Linked DNA regions of Homo sapiens: region 2 is linked to region 1. The links are chromatin contacts, found by Hi-C or POLR2A ChIA-PET in ENCODE. All regions are on one chromosome and are shown on one strand. The core of a region is the stretch at or near the end of the contact, and the rest is flanking DNA. Distances in the headings are between cores, read along the strand shown. Region 1 has its middle 280 kb from the start of LINC00693. Region 2 has its middle 340 kb from the start of LINC00693.

Region 1 (6,487 bases), core at 2,292-4,791:
CTTGTTAGCTTGAAAACAGGAGTCCCTACACTGCCCTGCTATGGAGCTGGTAGAGGAGGATTTCTGATTCTCTGAGACATGGTCTGGCAGATTGAGCCCTGTAGCTAAAGTGAGTCAGTTCATTTTTGTAAGATGCAGCAAGATCAAGTTGAGTTAATAACAGGAAGCTTATTTATTTACTGAGCATCCTGTTCGCTCTTTTTAGTTTTGTGCAGAAAGGGAGCTGGAGGTTACCTTGTGCTCACGTCTTCGGGGACTTATGGCTGGTTCTGTCTCCTTGAAGAAAGTGACTGCAAGACATGTTAAATAACAATTCAAAAATTCAGGGAATTAATTTTTCTGGAAAGACCTAAAGGGGGAAAAATCCTGAAACTCCTGTTTTCTGTGTTTCAAAAGAATAATGTCTTTCTTTCCCCTAGGAATGATTCACTGGATGCTATAGGCTTTCTACAGACTTTTACTTGTACCACAGTTAAAGGTGAATAGTGTTTCTGCGAATAAGGTTCATGAGTTATCTGTTGCTGTAGATAACAAATTACCTTAAGAATTAGCAGCCTTAAGCAACATTATCTTACATAGTTTCTGAGTGTAGATTGGGTAGCTGGCTCCAGCACAGTGTCCCTTTTACGGCTACAGTCAAGCCATTAGCTAGTGCTACAGTCTCAGAAGACTTGATAGGCTAGAGTATCAGCTTTTAAGCTCACGCATGTGGTTGTTTATAGGAGGCTTTAATTCCTCACCATATGGGACTCCTCATAGGGTGACCCATGTTGTAGCTTTTCCCAGAGTAAATGATAGAGAGCGTACCCAAGGTGAAAACCTTAGTCTCTTCTCTCCTGGTCTAGGAAATGACATACTATCATTTTTACAGTATTTTATTGGTCGAATAATATGGGAGGGGCCTACAGAGAGGTGTGAATACCAGAAAGCAGCGGTCATTGGAGGGCACCTTAGAGCCTGGGTCCCACATTCTGGTTATTTAAAGCAGTCTCTGCGATGAAACCTCTTAGCCTTTACCTCTTCCGTCTGGCTTAGGATACTGAAAGCCCAAGGCTAGCAAGTTGGGCCTAACATCTTACATGTGCCTAAAGTCAACCCTGCACATGTAAGACCATTGATAGCCCACAGGGCACCTTTTTGTAAATGAGAAAAAGGTACCCTTCCCAAGATATTTTACTTCCACCGGTTGGACAATTGTCCTAATATGCCAATTTTATTACAGCAAGGCACTTTACAACTGCTGGAAGAGTGTTGTAATATACCAAGGTATAATTTTTTTATGTTGTGAATGGCTCCCTCATGCAGTACACAACATGCACAGCCTGTGTATGCTATGGTCTTGGCATATGGATTCTAGCTAACTGTACATTTAAAACAGCTAAGTACAATGACTGCCACATCTTGACCACAGTCTTTCTAGAATCTTCCAAATGGGCTTGATCTCTCACAGTGCACCCATAACACTTAAGAATTAGGGCAGTTATATGCCCTTAGTAATTACATATTCTTCCTTATAGTAGAGTTATGTATGTGTTAACCTCCCTCACTTAACTGTAACCTCTTTGAGGGTAAGAACTGAGTCTCTTCATTCATTATTTCATTCATCTCATATATACTGAGACATCGTTACTGGTAAAAGTGATGGTTAAAAAAAGGGTAACCCCGGTCTCCTGGTACTTAGATTCTCATGTAGGACATGAACAATGTCAAATAAAACAAATATGCGAACAAGATAATTTCGAATAGTGATAGGTTCTGTTAAAAAATTATGACACGGTAATAGGATAAAGACTGATGACATTAGGCTTACTTGTTCTTTGGGGCAGAGTGGGAGGAGGAAGAGGTAAAAACCTCTCAGAGGAGAACCCCAGCATCCTTGTAACCCCTGTTGCTAACAGAGTACCTTGCAGATACTAGATATGGAACAAAATTGTTGTAAAGTTAAAGTGAAGTGGGGTTCAAAGAACAAGCAAATAAAAACTCGGCAAGGAACATTTGGATTTCAGTAAATATGTGCCATATTTTAACTCCTAGAGGAAGATGGAGTCTCTGTTATTCCACATCTGCTTTTTATAAGCAAAGCACAAAGGCTTGGTTAGGTCTCCTTAAATAAGACTCATTTATTTCTCCTCTCTCACTGGAAAATAAGTAAAACCAAGAGGCAAAATCTACTGAACATAGTTACCAAATCAATCTTTACTGGTTAATTGTATTGAGATTTTCTCCCTTTTATATTTGTGCTGAGGCTAGCTTAGATTTATTTTATTTTGCATTTTGTATTGGAATGAGGCACAATGAGTAACTTGTCCAGTTGCAGATTTCGGAAGGAGGAACGTGGAGATTTCGGAGGCAGTCCAGAGGAGGGCAGTGAAATGGCTGAAAGTCTGGAAACTAGGGCTCACTGAGAAAGGTTAAATAAAACGGATTGATGTAATCATGAGAAAAATGCCAAAGGATGCTTGGCATTAAAAAGAGATAAAGAATATGTGAGCTGCTTGTCATAGCTTTAATGATCTGGGGCTTTATTAAAACTGGAAAGATTTAGGTCAGCTTTTATGTAGCATGTCTTTCCCAATTGTTGGAAGAGTCTCCATAGTGTTAAGAATGTGATGGAACTCCTTGGCTTAGTGAAATGAATCTAGAGTTCTTGCGTTTCATAACTGAGCTAGATAATTTATTATTAAAATGAGAGAAATTAGTTCATAATTGTGTTTATAAAGGATGGGGAGGGTAAAGATTGTTTCTTATATATCTCCTGGACACTAACTGCATAGGCTCTCCATAAATGCTGAAGATTTATTGGTATAGCAACACATATTGGAATATTTGTTCCAGAATATCACAGCTATAATGAGGAAATCTTGCCATTCTTTTAATAGCAAAGCTGATAAAGAAAGTCCAGAACTTCACTCCACCTTCTTTTTCCTTATCAGTTTCCTTTTTCTTAGTTTGCCTAGTATGAGTACTTGTGGCTTGTGTAGCTACTTATTATTTAGGTGAACATGGGTAGAGTCTTACTACTTATAGTTAACAAAGTCTCTTACCCTGGAAGAATAATTTTTAAGTCAGCTATCCATATCTTGCTTATTAAAAATGTCACTGCTGTCTAGGTCATTTGCTCTTTTGGTGTTGTTTCTTGCATGATTCACTTCATTGGAGTTGGAAATATGTTTTTCCAGCTGAAATTAAAATCCCAAAACTTATGCCATCCAGAGTTCAGTTTGCCTGAGCAAACCATGTTGGATCCTGGATCATATTTGTCAATTACTTTTTATGCTAAGATGTTAAATGCAGATGTTCAGTTGGCACCTTTCAACACTATTTATTGGTTTTTCATTTTTCTTTCTTCAAATATGCTCAAGGCTTAATGTAGTAATACCAGGAAAAGCTCCAGTTACTGAAAAATATACATGTTCCCAAGGTTCCTTATCTTATGGTGATTGGCAACTAGATTTGGGAGAAGCTGGCCAAGCAAAGGACAGTTGTGGGATGGAGTACAGCGGCTGCCTGGTTGGCTGGCAGTCTCGCTGCAGCAGCTGGCATTGTTCCTCAACTCTAAATTGCCATTGAATTTGGTCTGTGTTCCAGACTTTGCGCAACACTTCCTCTTTTTCCTTTGTTTAACAGAACACCCTGTTAAAAAAGATCTTCCTAATAGCACTCTCTGCATGCTTTGTCACCAAAATGTTCTACACTCTCTTACTCCTGTATTCCCTGTATGATATAAAGTACTTGGATTTCCACAAGCTTTACCAGCCCGAAGAAGGGAAAGAGAAGATTCAAAGTAGTGTAAACATTTTAATCTCAATATTTCTTCGATTTCTAGTTCCTCCTAGCTTTTGTAGATCATTTAGTTCTTTCAAAGTTATTCCACAGTATTCCTGAGACTTCTCATGCAGTACAACATGTGCCCATTAACCAACACTGTCGACTTTAAAGTGGTAACTGTCATTTTCATTATTTCTTACCCTAGCAACTTCAGCAAATGATATTTTCTAAGAAGCCATATTGTAGAGCTCCCCATGCTGATATTTTGAAGTCTAGGCCAATGGTGCTACACTTGCTAAGAAATTACAGAAGCTATGGGGGGCTCTCAAGCTTCACCATTTTTAATGCATACTTGCCTTCAAGAATGCCATTTCCATCACCACTGTCCCTATTGAAGCTGTCTCCTGTTGATATATGCCAAAGGTAAATAGGGTTGTTTACCTGAAGCTGTTAATTAATTAGTTTGATGTTCACTGGGAACTTACTAAATTCCAGGCACAGGCATGGCTGGTTACAGGAGTAAATAAGACCCAGCCCCAGCTGTCACTCCCACCTCTTACCATAGGTTTGTGAATGTGTACTCTAAAGAGGGAGCTGCATTTAGAAGGCAATTCTAAGACAGTGTGATAAGAATTTTGATAAGGGGTAAGCACGGATGTGTTGGAAACAGATCAGAAGGGCAGCAGCCATTCTTGATATTAGGGGTTTTCCCAGGGAGGTGAAGTGGGCTGGGGTATCTAAACTAAAGCCCTTGCTCAACCATTTAATTGGCTTGTGGTTCAAGGTTCAATCTATATCAGTAGATTAAAAATCAGATTCTTTTTTCCCAAGCGATTTCCCACAGTTTCCTGAAATACCTCTCTGGAGTTTGAGTGTTCAATTTATCTGCTTAGAGAAAATTGTTATCAATAATATCCCTGGGACCTTGTCCTTCAGTGAATACATGTGGCTGTAGAAGGATGTGTTGGGATTATTCTGGAATTTTTCTTTGCTCCTAAAATTTAGTATGAATCAATTGAAGAGCCTCTTAAAAATGCAAATTGCTGGATCCTACTCCCAGAGATTTGTAAATTCCTGGGGTCAGATAATTTGCATTTTCAACCAGCATGCCTCATTATTCTGATCTGGGCACTGCTCTTTGATTAACCACTGGCTGCTAAGAACACTAGTAGGAGTAAAATTAGGATATAAACAATTTTTTAGCTAGTTTGTCAGTTAATTTTATTTTTGTCTAAGCTGACACCCAAACCACATATTATGGGTAGTTTTTTTTTTTTTCAAAAACACATCAAAGAAACCCAACCAGATATTATGATTTGTGATATGAGATTGATTTTTTTAGTAGTCATATCCATGAGAGATACCACGTAATTCTGAACATTATGTCCTTAAGCTTATAATTAATGTTGGTCAGTTATTTTGTTGTTAAACTACTGCCTTTTACATTTGTACTTAGCACTAGAAAGGACATGAAGTATGTGAATGATGGTAGATGCAATTACCATTATAAAGTTGATAATACTTGAGTCAATGCTGAAATGCAGTGTGACCTTTAGGAAAATGTTACGTGTGGGCATGGAAGTATTGTGACACTTCTTAGGAGAGACGGAAGTGCATTTCATATTGAGTTATGATTGCAATCAAATCCACAAGTGCCCATCTTTTGCCCTTCCCATTTCAAGATTACTTGATAACTTGGATCATATGCTGCAGGCCACACATCTCACTTTTCTTTAAAATATGTTTTGAATGTCAGCACTTGTATCTTGACTTTGATTACTGTAATTTTATTTTGATTTTAAAAAAAGCCAAAGCTTTGTTTTTCTGATAGTGAAGGTAAAATTTATAGTTACAATTTCAAAAATCCATATTGTGGCTTTAAACAATGATGAGATATGTTCTCAAAACATAATGCCTCAAAAATTAGTCTGATAGTGAATTCCAAAATCTTATGATTTAGGGAGACTTAGAGAGTCTTTGCTAAAGCCCAGATTACTGGGCTGGAAAACCAGCTCACAGTCTCTTTCTAAAAATTCAGGGAAGCTGGAATCTGTTAAACTATGCAGTTAAGGGGCTATTTTGAATTATTAACATTTCCTAGTTAACTGGGGTTTAAGACCACATTTCTTTGGTATTTTTAAAAACAATATTGAAAGGAATCTAATCTTTCCATGGAAATTCAATGTTGCCACTATATTAGTAATCATTTAAACACTCTAAAAGTGTAGAATCATTAAATTGTACAGATTTGGGGCTGGGTTAATTAGCCTGAGGACCATTTAATTTAACCTTATTTCACAATTAAGAAAATGAATATCAGAGAAGGTACACGATCATTTAGTGGCAGAGTCTGATACATCTGAGGTTCATTCCTGTTGTGTCTCGCTAATGAAATACGGTTAAGCTTTTGGTTTAACTTTTAGCTACTACCTTGTTAGTTCTTCCTTTATCCGTATTAAAAACCAAAATACTTTCTCACACTTTGTGCTAGGGTCCAATCTCATTAGCCTCAGTGGTGGAGGGAGGGATTGGGAAGGCCTGAGAGTTAAACCCAGCCCTGCCTTCTCAGATGGGCAGATGCTAGAGGAAAGTCGAATCGAGCCGGCAGAACACAGCATTTACCCACCATGCCAACCTCTCTGTGGCAGAGTTTCAGGAAAGCTGTCAGAATCAGCAAAGCCCAGCACAGAATTACATAGGAATCCTGAAAGGCAGATGG
Region 2 (6,487 bases), core at 2,071-4,570, 56 kb after region 1:
GAAAGGAAAGGCCACGTTAAGAAGATACCTACGTATGTCAAATGATTTCTAATATCAAGCCCAGATAAATTGCACTCTGGAGAGGAGACAAACTTCAAGAGCAGAGATGACAAAGTAAGCATAAGCTTCTAGAAAAGCTTATACTAGGCCATTTACAAAAAGAGAGGGAGAGAGAAATGGATTACGAATGTGACAGATTTGTAAATTTGACAACAATTTCTGGGCAAAATAAGTCAGGAAACACATGGTTTTGAGTTCACAGAAAAAGGGCAACCACTAAATTTCAGAATGTATTTTAAAAGGATGGGAATGAAAGTTACTCTTGATTCCTTTTTTGGGGTAGGATTCTAGACTTCTGGATTAGGTGATTTAAAAAGCAAAAGCAAAGTCTTTTCAAATTTGAGCAAGTCATGGAACAGTTTTTACTGATTTGTTGCTGACAAATTGGAGAGCTGTGAATAAAGAATGTAGGTCATGAGATTTTACCCAGAAAGTGGCATATGAATGCCCAGCCTCACAGTCCTGTATTTGTCCCTGTCCCTTTTAAAATGCTGCACAACAACTTGGATGTGGGCTGAAAAGTTACACAAATGCTTTGAAATGGAGGATCACATAATAAATATGGAATTCAAGACAAATTTAAACTGGTTGGAACAAACAGCTAAAACCAAGACGACTTTAACATAGACAAATTCAAATTCAATTGTTTAGGTTAAAAAAAACAACAGAAATAGGAAGACTACTCTGAACCCATCTTAATATAAATATGAGCAAATTTTTATACAAAGCAAATCTCTTTACAAGCCAACAGAGTGATGTAGCGATTAAAACATTCTGATATCCTTTTGGATTGCATTAATAGTGTGTTAATGTCAGGTCCACAGGAGCCGATGTTCCTACCCTATATTGTTTTTCTCAGTTCACACCAGAGTGTGGTATTGAGCAGATGTTCACTGATTCAAGAAAAGGGTGACTGGAGAATTTACATACAACTAACAGAAATCTCTGATGGTACTGGGCATATTTGTCTTAAGGGAGAAAGATTTTAGGGACACCCTGATAATAATCTTTCTATATTTAAAAGGCTTTTATGTAGAAAAGAGAATAATTTTGTATTGTTCCAACAGGTAATAGAAATTGTTACAAGAATGGGGAATTCAATTCAGCATGAAGAACTTTTTAACTATTAGAACTGTGTGAAATTAGAGTAGAAAGCCTTAGGAGGCAATGAACACCTGTGATTTTGAATATTCAGGTGTGTAACTGACAATGCTCTAGGTAGGTATTTTTACATGGTGGTAATATTGAGTTGAATTAGGCAATCTAATGACTTCTAAGCCTAAGGTGTTATGAGCTTATAGGTTCTGTTTGTCTTTACTTTTTAACTCCAAAGGCAAACTTTTAATATCTTAAAATCACCCTTCTTATATTATAAGATGTCTGGGTGAAGATAGTAAACAAAACTATTTAGGGAAGTCTAAATGTATTTGGCTTGCTATTCTTTGACAAATCTTAGCTGAAATTGACATTAACCATGACATATATATGTTATCATGCTCTATCTCTATTTATGATTGTTGCTTTGCACTGCTGTCATTCTTCAGAAGTTTCTTTCTTTTGACTTTCCTTAGAATTAGCTTTAGCGATGAATGAAACTTCAAATTTGTACAGTTTAATATGCTTTTAAATAACTAGAGTAAGACTTTTATATTCTCATTTTAGGTATTATGCAGACTGTAAATGCAAATTTTTACAGCCTAGGTGTGTAGGCAATGGGCAAGTTTACAATCTGCATTAATACTATAATTTCAGCTACATTTATTAACACCTACCCTTTGTGGGACAGACTTATGATCACTTCATGTGCTTTATCTCATTTAATCTTTACAAAAATCCTCTCATATAGATAACACTCTCATGTTATCAAAGCTTTAGAGAATTTAAGTTATTTATCCATAGTGATTCAGAGCAAAAGCTTTATAGCACTGTACCTCATATTACTAGAGAGTAGAAAGATTTATTTTGAATATACAAGAATCTGCCATTCCATTCCACTTTTTCCCTTTTCCAACCCAGAATCAGATACCTTGAAAATTCCCTTTTATACTTTTCTTTTTTCCCCTACCAGCTACACATAAAAAACAAAACAAAACAAAAAAGGAAAACAAAAAATAAATTTCTGTAATCATTTCTTCTACCCATCCTATTAACAAGTTTTAGTCCTAAACATTTAGGACTGCTTCCAAAAGTTAAGTGGTTTTTTTTTTTTTTAATGTTCTACTTAGTTGAGGCTAAACTGTGCCATGTCCCAAACCATCATCCTTACAGTGTTCTTAAAATGTCTCCAAGTCTCACTTAAAACAATCAATCAACTGGGACCATTCATTGGAGTCCACAGTGGGTAGATCCCTGACCTAGTTCCCATGGAGAGTAACCAAAGAAAAGGAAGACTGCCAGCTCACTGAAACACAAAGAGACATAAGAACACATTCAGAGGGATACATGGAGCAGGGATGAATTAATCGAACGTTAGGGGGTCAACCAGCTTATCTGTTGTATTTCTATAGGACATTGACTACCATAGCTGAGTGTATTATTAAAACTTTTTCAATGCAAATATTATAAAAGGCATTCTGCAGTGAGAGCAGATTCCCTGACTTTGTATTCATCCTGTCCATGCAGGATTAGTCATTGATTTCAGCAACAAGGAGCACATACAGTATCTTTACCTGCTGCTGATTGCCTCACTTTCGTTCACCGCACAGACCATAGGAGGCAGCGACGTCACATAGTGGGATATGTTAATCCAACCAAGTCTCTAAATACACAGCCAAGCTTATTGAGACAGAGCTGTGACGTTCCTGGAACAATTTTTTAATCCTGTTTTGTTTATATGAGTGAATTTGCTTTCCTCGTGGATAAATCCTTTGAGAGCAACTCTCATTGGATGCCCTATTGGAAAGGGGCCAGCTTTGGTATCTAAATCCTTAGTTCTTTATTAGTTTGGGAACCATAAAAAATACTTTAGACAATGAAAACTTCTCTCTTTTTCCTCTCCATCTCTCTCCCTGCTTTTCTCCTTCAAGTATATGCACAATCATACTATTCCTCAATTAAAATGGAGTTTGGCGTAAATAAATAACTTCTAAAATCATAGAATGGGAAAAGTCCTCTCTATCCTAGAATTCTAGGGAGAATAATTATAAAAAAAATACTTTAGTACATGAGTACTCTGAATTTCAACTGAAATGTCTTTAGCTAGAAGTCCCATGCATGTTCAGAGAGACGATTATCTGCTTGGATATAGGGCTTGGCAGAAATCACTTTTCAGTTCAGACATGGGATGGCGACAGAGTCTCATTAGGCTAATTTTATTTACAGGGCAGCCTGGTTTCCTGTGCTGTGAGCTGGGTGCTTATTCAGCTGCCTTGGCTTCGGTGGGCTTGCCGCACAGCGTATTTTTGTTTCCGAACTATTTTGGCCCTGGAAGGATGTCTGGCCTCGTTTCACTTTCGGAACTCTGATGAAAGCCACAGAAGTTTCCAGGGAGCCTGAGCAGGCTACTTGTGGGGCCCTTCCTCCTACAGCGTAAATGGCTACTGGAGGGTGACTTATGATCTGGGAAGAGCCCCTGTATCTGGAGACTTTCACCTTTGCAGAGGAAAGAAATTCTCGCTATAGGTGGCATTGACCTCCCTGTTCTGCATCTTCAAGGCAGGACTTAAATCCCGGAGGGCCTTCGATCTGCTACTTTACTTATTAGTATGGGTAGATGTGGGGTCTTATTATACCCTCCTCTGCCAACGCAGGATACTGCGTGTTAGTACTTATTACAGAGGGTGTGAGAAAAACGGAACAAGAATCTCAATTTGACTTTGAGGGTGCTATTATTGTTTTTGCTCCACGTGTTCATTCAAATACTAATATACTCACACATTAACAGGGTACCTACACACATATTCTCTCATGTATGCATCACAACACATGGCTGAAGGAGGGAGAGATGGTGATGATATATGCCTATTTTAAAGAAGGCTCAGAGGGGCCAAGTAATTTATGCAGGTCACACAGCTCAGAGTGCTAGAGCTGGAGTTTAAACAGAAGTCTGACAAATGATCATTGATTACCTTTTTTGTGACTCAGAGAAATGGTCTTAGCCAAAATTAATATGTTTGTTATGTTAATCTTCAGAAATTATTAGTCACAATAAACATTGTTCACATTTTGAAAACAATTATAGAATCGCATTTGCTCAGATCACAAGATGATACTGATAATTGCCGAGAAATCAAATCATAACTAAATTTAAGTTTACATGTTAACAAGGAAAATTAAACATCCTTTCAAAATGTTTGCAGCAGATAAAGTTATATTTTATGTTAGGTGTAGCTGCATTGAATATGCTGTAAATGAAAGGGATTGAGTTCTGCTAACATAAAAGTCGGGGGGCTTACAAGCGTTGGTTGGTTCTGAAAGCTGATGCATTTTCACTTTAGGACTGTGCAAATGTACTTATTTATGCATATATAGCCATGAAGTGTAACCAGGGCTAGTCCCAAACTAACTCAGACCATCAGCTCCCTTTACCAAGCCCATGCTATCTCTGAGTGTATTAAGGGCTTTGCTTATGTTATGTTGTAATTACTCATCACTAACAAATAGCTTGTAAGGTACCATTTGCCTGATGAAGACATGCAGAACCAGAAAGTAAGACATTATTTTAGAAACAGAGAAATGACTTGGAGCGTAGGCCTAACTCAAAAGCCCATGCTTGTCACCTAAATCTCCCAGAGATAGAGCCCCAGGCATTTAGCAAGATCTCTTGCTCCTAAAAGCTGCCTCCATGTGCCTTCCAACCCTAGAGCTTCTTAAGTATTGCAATTACCGGGAAGTAAGGGAGATCAGAACCTTCTACTCTCATTCCACATTCCTAAAGTTGACAAACTCAGATTGCAATTGAAATGTATTTGAAATGTCAGATGTTTAAATTTGTTTTAGTGCAAGTTTGATGAAATAAGAACTTTAAACAATTATATATATCTTTCAGGACAGAAAATAGAAAAGAAAAAGAAAGTATTTGCTTCAGTGGCTTGCTAAAGGCTTCTCTTATCTTGAAAGACCTGGGTAATTGCCTCAATTTTCCACTTCTCTTTTCATGTCCAGATAGGGCCTCATTTTTTTTGAGAGTTTTTTCTACCAACTGGTTCCACTATATTTGAAGTTTTCAATTGTCTCAAGTAGAATGTAATAAGGTCTTTTTCTTAGGTACCTCTTGTAAAAGTATTTTAGAAGATTATTAGAATATGTATACTTGAGTTGGCAGTGTTAGCAAATATTCACATCCCTTCAATGGCAGTAGCTTTGTGGGATGATAGAAATTGTGCAGTAAGTTGGGACTATAATCAGCCATTAACATTAAACATCAGGTATAAATGTCATTCTTCTGTTTCACCTCCACCTCTAAAAAAAAAAAAAATTACGTTGCATTTTGAACTAAATCCTTCCCAACTGTGAGTTTAAAATGTTAATGATCTAAAATTTTCTTAGATACTCAAAATGAAGTTTTTATTTTTCTAGATTTTTAAGGTTGAAAAATCAAAACAAGATATTTTAGAATCAATTTCTTCAGCAGCTGAAATTGTTTTTTGTAACATTTTGCTCAAAAACAATTTCCGTAGTAGAATCATCAACCAGAAAATCAGGACCGATATGGAAAATGCTATAGCCAGATGGGGACTACAGTTGGGTAGCAAAGTGTTTGGAATATAAAGAAGAAATAGTCTGTAAATTTCATAATGGGGAAATTGGATGAGAAGTTCAAATTTATCATCTCAACTTTGTGATTGATCCAAAGGCAACTCTTGGCACTTGAATCCTACTTGGTCTTCTTTGTGCAACTAGATTTCCTGACTTAAGGGAACCCAGTTGGTAGATGGGAAAAGTTACAGTTATAGTCATGGTTCAAATGTGCTACTAAGTTTACCTAACTTCTAATTACTGTCTTAAATTACCTCAGCAGGTTCAGTACTTAGAAATGTGCTTTTATGTGGAGATTATCTTAACATCTAGAAAATAATGAAATACTATATTATATCCTTATATGAATAATATATTCAAATATTCATTTATATTTGATGCCCACAGATTTTTAGCTTATAGCACTCCAACAAAGAGCCAAGAAAATAAGCCTTTTTCTTAGAGTCCAGAGGCAGCGAGTGAACCTTTGTAAAATTGGTGAAAAGTACTCCTGTATCTTTTTCTCATTATTCAAAAAGTCATAAGCAAGATTTGAAAATGTAATATGGGGGGCGGTGAGCAGAACAGTTTGTGTCCTGCCTTCAGAGGTAGTAACTGGTTTTTGGTGAGTCCTGAAGTTCACCAGTGAGAAGGTAGTGATTAAATAACTACTTGTCTTCTAAATGCAAAACTGAGGTCTTATCTAGGAAACCAGATGAAGATATGGTGGGTCTGTCTTGCCCTCTCATTT

The links. Hi-C counts contacts between places; a loop is a spot of excess contacts on that map. ChIA-PET counts read pairs that join two places held with the same protein, here RNA polymerase II (POLR2A). Pooled maps may share reads with other maps.
Region 2: a map of Caco-2 shows a loop between it and region 1 (2.5-fold over the local background). The contact joins two enhancer-like sites. A Hi-C loop is called at or near these places in 1 of 168 maps with a recorded cell type or tissue (Caco-2) and 8 of 50 pooled maps. POLR2A ChIA-PET finds 5 or more read pairs at or near these places in 2 of 52 experiments (MCF 10A and Panc1).

Annotation. Positions count from the first base shown.
Region 1 is chr3:28,856,935-28,863,421 of GRCh38, forward strand. No RefSeq gene overlaps it. Among named protein-coding and RNA genes, the nearest start is that of LINC00693, 280 kb to the left of the region's middle. Within about 2 kb of position 3,542, at least 5 of the 41 ENCODE cell types and tissues checked have a DNase peak (open chromatin) inside an H3K27ac peak, as active enhancers do.
Region 2 is chr3:28,913,476-28,919,962 of GRCh38, forward strand. No RefSeq gene overlaps it. Among named protein-coding and RNA genes, the nearest start is that of LINC00693, 340 kb to the left of the region's middle. Within about 2 kb of position 3,321, at least 19 of the 41 ENCODE cell types and tissues checked have a DNase peak (open chromatin) inside an H3K27ac peak, as active enhancers do.